3 separate regions of the Homo sapiens genome follow, and regions 2 and 3 are each linked to region 1. A link is a contact called in ENCODE Hi-C or POLR2A ChIA-PET data. All regions are on one chromosome and are shown on one strand. The core of a region is the stretch at or near the end of the contact, and the rest is flanking DNA. Distances in the headings are between cores, read along the strand shown. Region 1 holds the start of SPEN (spen family transcriptional repressor). Region 2 holds the start of CDC42 (cell division cycle 42). Region 3 holds the start of USP48 (ubiquitin specific peptidase 48).

What was found. Hi-C counts contacts between places; a loop is a spot of excess contacts on that map. ChIA-PET counts read pairs that join two places held with the same protein, here RNA polymerase II (POLR2A). Pooled maps may share reads with other maps.
Region 2: a pooled map shows a loop between it and region 1 (7-fold over the local background). The contact joins the promoter of CDC42 here to the promoter of SPEN in region 1. A Hi-C loop is called at or near these places in 3 of 50 pooled maps. POLR2A ChIA-PET finds 5 or more read pairs at or near these places in 3 of 52 experiments (HepG2, PC-3 and activated naive CD4-positive, alpha-beta T cell).
Region 3: a loop to region 1 is called in a pooled map, with 8 times the contacts of the local background. The contact joins the promoter of USP48 here to the promoter of SPEN in region 1. A Hi-C loop is called at or near these places in 6 of 50 pooled maps. POLR2A ChIA-PET finds 5 or more read pairs at or near these places in 2 of 52 experiments (activated CD4-positive, alpha-beta T cell and endothelial cell of umbilical vein).

Annotation. Positions count from the first base shown.
Region 1 is chr1:15,846,209-15,849,184 of GRCh38, forward strand. It overlaps SPEN (spen family transcriptional repressor), which reads left to right and starts at 1,499. Exons shown (of 15, transcript NM_015001.3): 1 at 1,499-1,942. The coding sequence starts at 1,860. SPEN-AS1 (SPEN antisense RNA 1) reads right to left here and starts at 1,939. Exons shown (of 2, transcript NR_024279.1): 1 at 1,900-1,939. RefSeq lists enhancers at 629-1,141, 1,142-1,653 and silencers at 1,236-1,805, 1,986-2,405.
Region 2 is chr1:22,051,127-22,054,102 of GRCh38, forward strand. CDC42 (cell division cycle 42) reads left to right here and starts at 1,583. Exons shown (of 6, transcript NM_001791.4): 1 at 1,583-1,616. RefSeq lists silencers at 1,672-1,821, 1,882-2,101, 2,112-2,291 and enhancers at 2,004-2,571, 2,572-2,976.
Region 3 is chr1:21,781,621-21,784,596 of GRCh38, forward strand. It overlaps USP48 (ubiquitin specific peptidase 48), which reads right to left and starts at 1,529. Exons shown (of 27, transcript NM_032236.8): 1 at 1,204-1,529. The coding sequence starts at 1,337. RefSeq lists enhancers at 213-262, 575-1,346, 823-922, 1,347-2,117, 1,863-1,912 and a silencer at 1,293-1,652.

The DNA.
Region 1 (2,976 bases), core at 249-2,748:
AGGAGAATCGCTTGAACCTGGGAGGCGGAGGTTGCAGTGAGCTGAGACAGCGCCATTGTGCCCCAGCTTGGCTAACAAGAGTGAAACTTGGTCTCAGGAAAAAAAAAAAAAAAGAGGCTGGGCGTGGTGGCTCAAGCCTGTAATCCCAGCACTTTGGGAGGCTTGAGGCGGGTGGATTACCTGAGGTTGTGAGTTCGAGGCCAGCTTGACCAACACAGAGAAACTGTCTCTACTAAAAATACAAAAATTAGCCGGGCATGGTGGCGCATGCCTGTAATCCCAGCTACTCAGGAGGCTGAAGCAGGAGAATCGCTTGAACCCAGGAGACAGAGGTTGCAGTAAGCCGAGAACACACCATTGCACTCCAGCCTGGGCAACAAAAGCAAAACTCCGTCTCAAAGGAAAAAAAAAAAAAAAGAAAGTTCAACTGTAGGTTTCAAAAGCTCTTAGGCCTGGAAAGGCCAGAGGTCTAATTCCTTTCTCTGTTTAAATATTAAATTATGGTCTGAGGGGAACAATATTGGATTCCTGTCTCATTTCCGTTTTATTCCTTCTATACCACAGCGATCAGCAAGGGTATCTTGCAAACGGTTTCGCAAGATTCTATATAAAAAAGTTGCTTAGGCCAGGTGCAGTGACTCCCGCCTGTACTCCCAGTACTTTAGGAGGCCGAGGCGGGCGGATCACCTGAGGTCAGGAGTTCAAGACCAGCCTGGCCTACATGGTGAAACCCTGTCTCTAATAAAAATACAAAAATTAGCCAGGTGTGGTTGCGGGTGCTTGTAATCCCAGCTACTTGGGAGGCTGAGGCAGGAGAATCGCTTGAGTCTGGGAGGCGGAGATTGCAGTGAGCCGAGACCGTGCCACTGCACTCCAGCAGCCTGGGCAACAGAGCGAGACCCCGTATTAAAAAAAAAAAAGTTGCTTCATGTTACAAGCCAGTGACTCTTGGATGGGATGCGTTTCTGAAGCCGTCGCTGTTCAGCAGAGCGGTGAGAAGGGCAACCTTTTTCTGATCGCTTTCCCAAGCAGGCAGGAATCTAAGTGTCCGGAAACGCCAGGAGCTGGCCGCCAGGTGAGCGGAGGACGAAGGGGTCCTGACTTCTAGGGGACAGGCCTTGGCAGCCGCTTTGACCCGTAGCCCTGTGGAAACCAATTGCATTTCTCTTCATATCTTCCACCAGGCCGGGGCCTGGGGTTGCCGCTGGAGGGGCTAAAGACCGCTCCTGCTTCCTCAGCCGCCCCTTGCCCGGCGCGGGAACCCGACCGAGAGCCCGCCAAGCAGCGGGACTCCACTAGCAGCTGCGCGCCTGCGCACCGGGGCCGAGCGCGCGAGCGTTCCTTCCCCGCCTGTAGTCCCTCACTTCGTCGCCCGGTCCGCGCGCCTGCGCGCCGGCTGGGAGGAACTCAGCTTCTCCGCCTTGGCAGGCGGGAGGACGCGCGCGCGCCCGCGGCGAGGGGGAGGCAGTGCGGCGGCGGGAGTCGGGCCGCGCGCGCCAGTGGGAAGCGTCCGGCTGCCACAGCGCCAGCTCCGTCGTAGTCGCTGCCGCCCGTGTCCCGCTCGCCCCTCCTCCCGCTCCCCCGCCCGCCCCTGCCCGGGCGCATGCGCTGCCGGAGCGCGAGGGTCGGCTTCGGGTGTGTGGTGGCGGCAGAGCTGAGCTGCGAGGCCCGAGAGTCAGAACCTGGGGGAGAGGGATGGTCTCTGCACGGGGGGGAGCCGGAGGAGCCGCCGCCGCTGCCGACGCCACCGCCGCAGCCGCCGCCGCCGCCGCCCCGGCACCCGCCTCCCGGCGCTGACGGTCTCGTACGAAGCCGGCGAGGGGGAGCCAGCAGCGGCGGTCGCCGGCACGCCGCCCAGCATGGTCCGGGAAACCAGGCATCTCTGGGTGGGCAACTTACCCGAGAACGTGCGGGAAGAGAAGATCATCGAGCATTTCAAACGGTGAGTGACACGAGGCCCGCGGCCGCGCTCGCTCCTCGGGCGCCGCTTCCCGCCCCGGCCCGTTGCCGGCCCCTCCCGGAGCGCGGAGCTGGTGAGGAGGACTCCGGCCCGGACCCACGGGCGCTGTGGGACCTCGTCAGCCGCTCGGCCCGCGTCGCGGCGTTGGGCCTCGGGTGTCGGCGGTGCGGGCGGCCAAGCCGCGCCGCCTTCGAAGAGCCCGCGGGGCCCCGGCGGCCGCGTCCGTGACGAGGGAGGTGACCGAGGCTCGGCCTCCACGCAGCCGGCGCCCCGGGGCTGCCCTCGCGTCAGCCCGGGAGTCGGTGGGAGATGCGCTGGGCGGCGGGGTCGCGTCCTTGCGCGCAGTGCCCGGCCCGGAGCAGCCGGGACCCGAGCCCGCCCGACAGCCGGGTCCGGCGCCGCCACTCCAAGCTGCTCTGCGGGCGCTCGGCAATGTCTGACTTCGGGAGGGTTCCGTGCGAAGGGAAAGGCGGTGCGAAAACAGAAGTCGCAGTAGGTACTGTGGTCGCGTCGCGGACCCGGAGAGACCATCTAGGACCTCTCCGGAGGATTTGCAGCCTTGAAACTCACTGGGAATGGCAAACGTTTCTCGTTTTTGCGGGGCTGGGTGGAGAGTGGTGTGAAATAAGTTGGTGCGCCCGTTTGGGCTTCCTCGTCCCCGGCGGAGGAGACCGCGTCTGACAGGAGGTTGCTAGCCCCGGCGCCCGTAGCCTCGGGTCGCACTCCCAGGCCGCCCTAAGACCCTGGTGCCCCCCACCCCTGAATTCCCGAATCAAACGGTAAAACATTCCAAACCTTTTACGATGAGAAGATGTAGCTTAAAAAAAAAACCTCCCCTGAATATTTTTGTGAATTATAAGAATAAATGTTGTCGTTGATACATCTTATTGAGTAGCGTGTAGTGCGTTTTCTTTGTGAAATGCCTGTGTACCGTAACAGATAGGCCTCCGCATAAAACACTTATTAAAATGACGATTGGCTTGGACTTGGTGCAGATTCAGAGGGACCATAGCAAA
Region 2 (2,976 bases), core at 333-2,832, 6.2 Mb after region 1:
CGCCTCCCGGGTTCACGCCATTCTCCTGCCTCAGCCTCTCGAGTAGCTATGACTACAGGAGCTCGCCACCACGCCCGGCTAATTTTTTTGTATTTTTAGTAGAGGCGGGGTTTCACCGTGTTAGCCAGGATGGTCTCGATCTCCTGACCTCGTGATCCGCCCGCCTTGGCCTCCCAAAGTGCTGCGATTACAGGCATGAGCCACCGTGCCCGGCCTAGGATAAGCAATTTAAGCGATTTTTCTCTAACATGGGGAAACATCTAAGAATAAGAGAGGGAAGTTCTCTATTTTCCTGAAGCTTTCATACTAGCAGAGAAGACAAATAATAGATACTGCGAAGATAGGATGATTGAAGAATGCAGTGATATAAATTTGGGGGAAGAGGAGGGAGGCAGAGCAAAGAAATTCAAGGCCTTGGCCAGACGTAATGTCTCACACCTTGTAATCCCAGCAGTTTGGGAGGCTGAGGCAGGCTGATAGCTTGTGTCCAGGAGTTCGAGACCAGCCTGGGCAATCCAGCAAAACCCTGTGTCTACAAAAAAATACAAAAATTAGCCAGGCATGGTGGCATGCGCCTGTGGTCCCAGCTACTTGGGAGGCTGAGGTGGGAGAATCGCCGGGACGTCGAGATTGCAGTGAGCTGAGATCGTGCCACTGCACTCCTGCCTGGGTGACAGAGCAAGAACGTCTCAAAGAAAAAACAACAACAACAACAACAACAACAACAACAAAAACACAAGGCCTGTGGTTGGGGGAAGGTTGTAACTCTAAAAAAGACCCATGTGGCTACAGCGAGGGACACTGGGTGTAGGTAGAGATAAGAAGAGTGATACTCAGTTCTCACATCACGGCGGACTGAATACAGGCCCGGGGAGTGAGAGACCATCCACCCCTGTGATCTGGGGCAAGTCACCAGCCCTTTCAGAGAAGCTTCCGTCTTCTCTGCAAAATGGGACAATACCTTGCTTCACAAGCTTGCAAGGATCAAAAGAACTGGTAGTGGGCCGGGCGCGGTGGTTCACGCCCGTAATCCCAGCACTTTGGGAGGTCGAGGCAGGTGGATCACTTACTTGAGGTCACGGGTTCGAGACCAGCCTGGGCAAAATGGTGAAACCCCGTGTCTGCTAAAAATACAAACATTAGCCTGGCGTGGTGGCAGGTGCCAGTGATCCCAGCTACTCGGGAGGCAGAGGCAGGAGGATCGCTTGAACCCAAGGGGTGGAGGTTGCAGTGAGCTGAGATCGCGCGCTGCACTCCAGTCTGGGCAACAGATCAAGACTGTCTCAGAAAAAACAAACAAAAAAGAACTGGTAGAGGAAGCGCTTTGCATACTATCGTTCACAGTATTATTACAAATACAACCATTAGGAAAACATGCAGAGCATAGCCCCGAACTCACGAGCTGCGCCGGCCCGCGCGTGCGCGACAGGCGGGCGGAGCCAGGGCAGTCCAGGCACCGCCTTGACCCGCCCCAGCCTCTTCCCCTTCCCTGTTCCTCCCACTTCCGCGGGCACCCAACTGTGCGTCTCCTGCGCGCTGACGTCAGGTGCGTGCCCCTGTCCGGCAGCCGAGGAGACCCCGCGCAGTGCTGCCAACGCCCCGGTGGAGAAGCTGAGGTGAGTGCGGGGCCCGAGGTTCCCCGCGGGAGCTGCCACCCTACCTTCCCATCCCCGCCGTCTCCGTCCTCTCCCAGTCCTCGGGGACACCCCGTCTGCGGGATCGTGGGGGGCCCGGGAGCACGGGTTGTGGGGGAGTGCCCGGCTCGCGCTGCGTCCTCCGGGCGGGCGCGGGTCCGCGTTCTGTGGGGGAGCCGGGGCGGGGGTCGCGGCCGGGGAGGCAGGGGGCGCCCGTCTGAGGAGGGGCGCGCGGCCGGGGCTCGGGGCGCGAGCGGGACCGGGCTGTCACCGGCAGCGGCGGAAGGAAGGGGGTCACACCCATCCTGGGCGCCCGGGCTCCCCTCCCCCCAGCCCGGCCCGGCGGGCTCCTAAGGGCGGCCGGGGGCCTCAGAGCGACTCGCGGGCGCTTGGGCCGGGCCGGGCGCCGGTCTTCCGTGCTGGCAGGCTGCGTTCCGTGCCCTGCGCTCCGGCCTGGACTTCCTGCTTCGCCGGGCGCCGCCGCGGACATTTTGCGGCGGGGGTGGGGGGGCGGGGGAGGGGAGTGGCGTTGCGGCCGCGGCGGGGCGGTGGCAGGAGGGCAGCTCGCTGGCTGCTCGCGGCGGTGCCTGTCCGAGCTCCCCTCCGCGCCGGCCGCGTCCTCTGGGCGGGGTGGCCCCGAGCCACGGCCTCCAGGCTGCTCTTCCTTTCGGAGGTCGAGTTCCTAGCATTTCCATCCGCTCCTCCAGCCCGCTCCCTGCCGGTTTAGCTGAAGCTTCCCTTTCGGGGAGTTACCTAACTACCTCCCGAAGCCGTCGTTCTGCTGCTTGGTTAATTCCTCTTATCGGGGGGGAATTTTCTTTGTTCGTTTGTTTTTCCTCCCCTTTAAGTCCAAGATAAATGTAGTGTGGAAGATTACGTCATCGCGGTATAAGGAGTGAGACTTAACTCCTACAAGTCAGGGACTTAAATTCAAACAGCATTTTGCAGCCTTAGTCGGTCACCCAGTGGCTTATCCTGCCTGCTTCCCAACACGTCGTATTCACAGATGATGTTTTGAAAGCTTGTTACTTGTGTTCATGACCGCCTTCAGTGCACCTAAAAGCTAGGAAGGTTTAAAATCCCAGGATTAGTTTGTGTCAGGGAATAAAGTGTAAGACAACACCGTCCACGGCCCCTTGCGTGGCATTAACTTTAAATAGAGGTCCCTTTGACTATACTAGAATGAGGTGGGTTTATTTGTGGGAACACTTTTCGGTCCAAAATGACTTTCCCAGACTGTTTATTCTCCTTTATGACTTACTGCATGCTGGGAATCTCCCTAGGTTGATTCAAGTGCACTTTTTGTGGTGAAGTTGTGTTGAAAAGAGGATCAGTTTATGCC
Region 3 (2,976 bases), core at 279-2,778, 5.9 Mb after region 1:
CTACTCCGGAGGCCGAGGTGGGAGGATCGCTTGAGCCTGGGAAACGGAGGTTGCAGTGAGCCGAGCTCGTGACACTGCACTCCAGCCTGTGTGACAGAGTGAGACCCTGTCTCAAAAACCACCAGAACTATTAGTAGTTTACATTATTTGGTTAGTCTGGAAACTAATTACGTTGAGAAACTGACTGAAGCTTGATTATTTCTATTATACACAGACTTCAAACATTCCAGAACTTACTGTTAAAGTCAGATTTACCCTCCTTGTGAGACAGACGCCCAGAGCTTGGACTTATTCGTTTGCTTTATAGAAACTCCCTAACTTATTTCACTTCTCATACTAGACTTTAAGCTCCAAAGCCAGAGACCATGACTTCCATTCCTTCCGGATCCCCCAGCGGAATGTAAAAACTCCAGAAAGCATTTCCTAAATGCCTGCCGAAAGACGGCTACTGAGCATGCCCGGCTTGGCCAAGTCAATTTCAACAACATTCTGAAACAAAAACTATAGTTCCCGCGTTACAAGGTGGAAAAAAGGGAATAAACGGGAGCAAAGCCTAAGGATTCAATCTATATGAGGGGGTTAAGGAAAGGTAAAGTTCAAGGGCGGCGCAGACGTGAAGGACAGCACTATCACAGCTTAAACTTGGTACTCGGTAAACTGGTGTCGAACCAGAACGACCAAAGAAAGGCTTAAAAAAAATACTAGATTAACGAGTGAGGGAAGGCCAACGGGGGTGCAGGGTATCGATGACGTAGGCTGACCACAGTTTTTTCTAAAGCTGCCCTCTACAAAAATAATACTAAGATGATCAGGCCTTCGGTGTCAACACCAACAAGATACACTGTGATGAAGCTCACTTCCAAAAAGTTCCTTTTTACAAACGAAAGAGCCGTGCTGTGGCCAAGATACCCCAACCATCAACGCTTGCTAAGCTCTCAGCTCCTGCCTTCATCTCCACCGCCATCTTCTGGATGGGAACCCAAACCTTCCTAAAGTGCTTTGGCCAGCATCACCTCCGCGCACAGCCCGGGAAGCCTGCGTTTCCCAGGTCGCGCAGACGGCGCAAAGGGGGAAACTCCACCTCGCTCGGCTCCGCGCCTCCCAAATGCACGCAAAGGGCTGCCGTCTTCCTTTCCCCTACCCCGCCCGGGCTTTCCAAGGTCCGGCGCGAGGAGCCCGCGAGGCGCGGTGCGCGGGCCTCACCTGCACACGCCGCGAATGCAGGGCTCCAGCCAGATGCGGTAAGCGGTCTCGATGTGCTCCTGCGACACCTCCTCGGGCCGCACCGTCTCCGCCCAGCGCCAGGCCGCCTTCTCCAGCTGCAGCCGCGGGGCCATGGCCTTGGCCCCAGGAACGCCTCCCGAGCCAGACCGCCGCAGCCGCCGCCGCGGTCTGCACCGCCGCCCCAATGGGCTTCGCCACCTGCCAGCAAGGAGGACCTGGCGCTCCTTCAGGCAGCTGGCCAGTCAATCACCTGTGCGCGCCACTGCCGCCGCGCCCGCCCGCGCCCGACCCGCACGACCGGCCGCAAAGCGCCGCCGTCGACACCCGACACACCCCGCGCCCGCGGACGTTAAAGGTGGACTCCCCGCCGCGCTGAGCGCATGCGCGTTCCCAGCAGCCTCTGCGCCTCCCGCGCCCCTAACCCGACGGGCTGAGGTAGAGGAAGCGTACGTCCGAGGCGGTCTTGCCACGTCCTCACTGGCACTTCTGGAAAAGCAGCGTCTCAGCCCCCGTTCAGGGCGGCGCACTACGTACCACTACTCTAACAAACCAGTGCCTCGAAAGCTATTTCTTGCCTCCGGTACTTCCCTTTTAACCATGAAGTTTTCACGCTAGAGGCTACTCAACGCACACACAGGCCCGCCCAGACTGTGGAGCGGGACCTGTTTAGAGTAGAAACCGAGTCGCCAAAGAAACCAGTGTTGGCTCTTTAGAGGGAGATTTAACTTGAGCCTAGACCGGTTCCGAACCCCTTTCCCGAGCCCTCCTGACGTCATGGGACCTTCCGGCCTTTTCCCGTGCTAGGGTGGGACTACGTGTCCCGGCATGCCCTGCGTCCTGCCACTGACTGTGAGGCATGCTGGGATTTGTAGTCTTCGAGGTGGGAGTGCTCAGTGCGCCGCAGACTGTGCGGGCGGGGGTCCGAGGTGCCAGGGTGGAGTTTCTCTGGTGCGCAAGGTCATGTTTGCTGTTGGCTCCCTTCTCAAGACTGTTACCTCTATGCCAGGATTTTCTAGTTCCTCTCTAGCTCCTGGTTTAAAACATTTCCTTTCTGCGACTCCTGCCCCAGGACATAAAGAGTAGCTTTATGAGAATTGTTTTGCAAACTGTAAAGAACTCTACTAAAGTGAGGATATTTAAGAATTTTGAATTTGAATTAGAGCTCTGCCAGAATCTAAGCGCTAACTTCTGACTCAGCTGCTTGCCTGCTGGAAAACCTTAGGCTGAATTCTTTAGATAAACATTCACTGGGCCGAGCACCGTGGCTCAAGGATCCAATCCCAGCACTTTGGGAGGCCGAGGTGGGCGGATCACCTGAGGTCAGGAGTTCGAGGCCAGCCTGACCAAAATGGAGAAACCCCGTCTCTACTAAAAATACAAAATTAGCAAGGCGCGGTCGCGCATGCCTGTAATCCCAGCTAGTCGGGAGGCAGAGGCAGGAGAATCGCTTGAACCCGGGAGGCGGAGGTTGTGGTTAGCCGAGATAACGCCATTGCACTCCAGCCTGGGCAACAAGAGTAAAACTCCGTCTCAAAAAAAACAAAAAAATTCGCTGAAGGCAGAAGAAAGTAAGATGTGGTCCCTGCCCTTGGAAGTGGGTTAGGGAGTGAGCGGTAGAAATACAAAGATCCCCATCCCAGTCTTGGGAGGCTTCGGGGTACTTGAGAAAAGGCTTCCCAGAAGTAATTCCGAAGCCCGCTTTTAACGGGTGAGTTGGACTTATCCAGGATAGAAGAAAGACACCATTCCAGA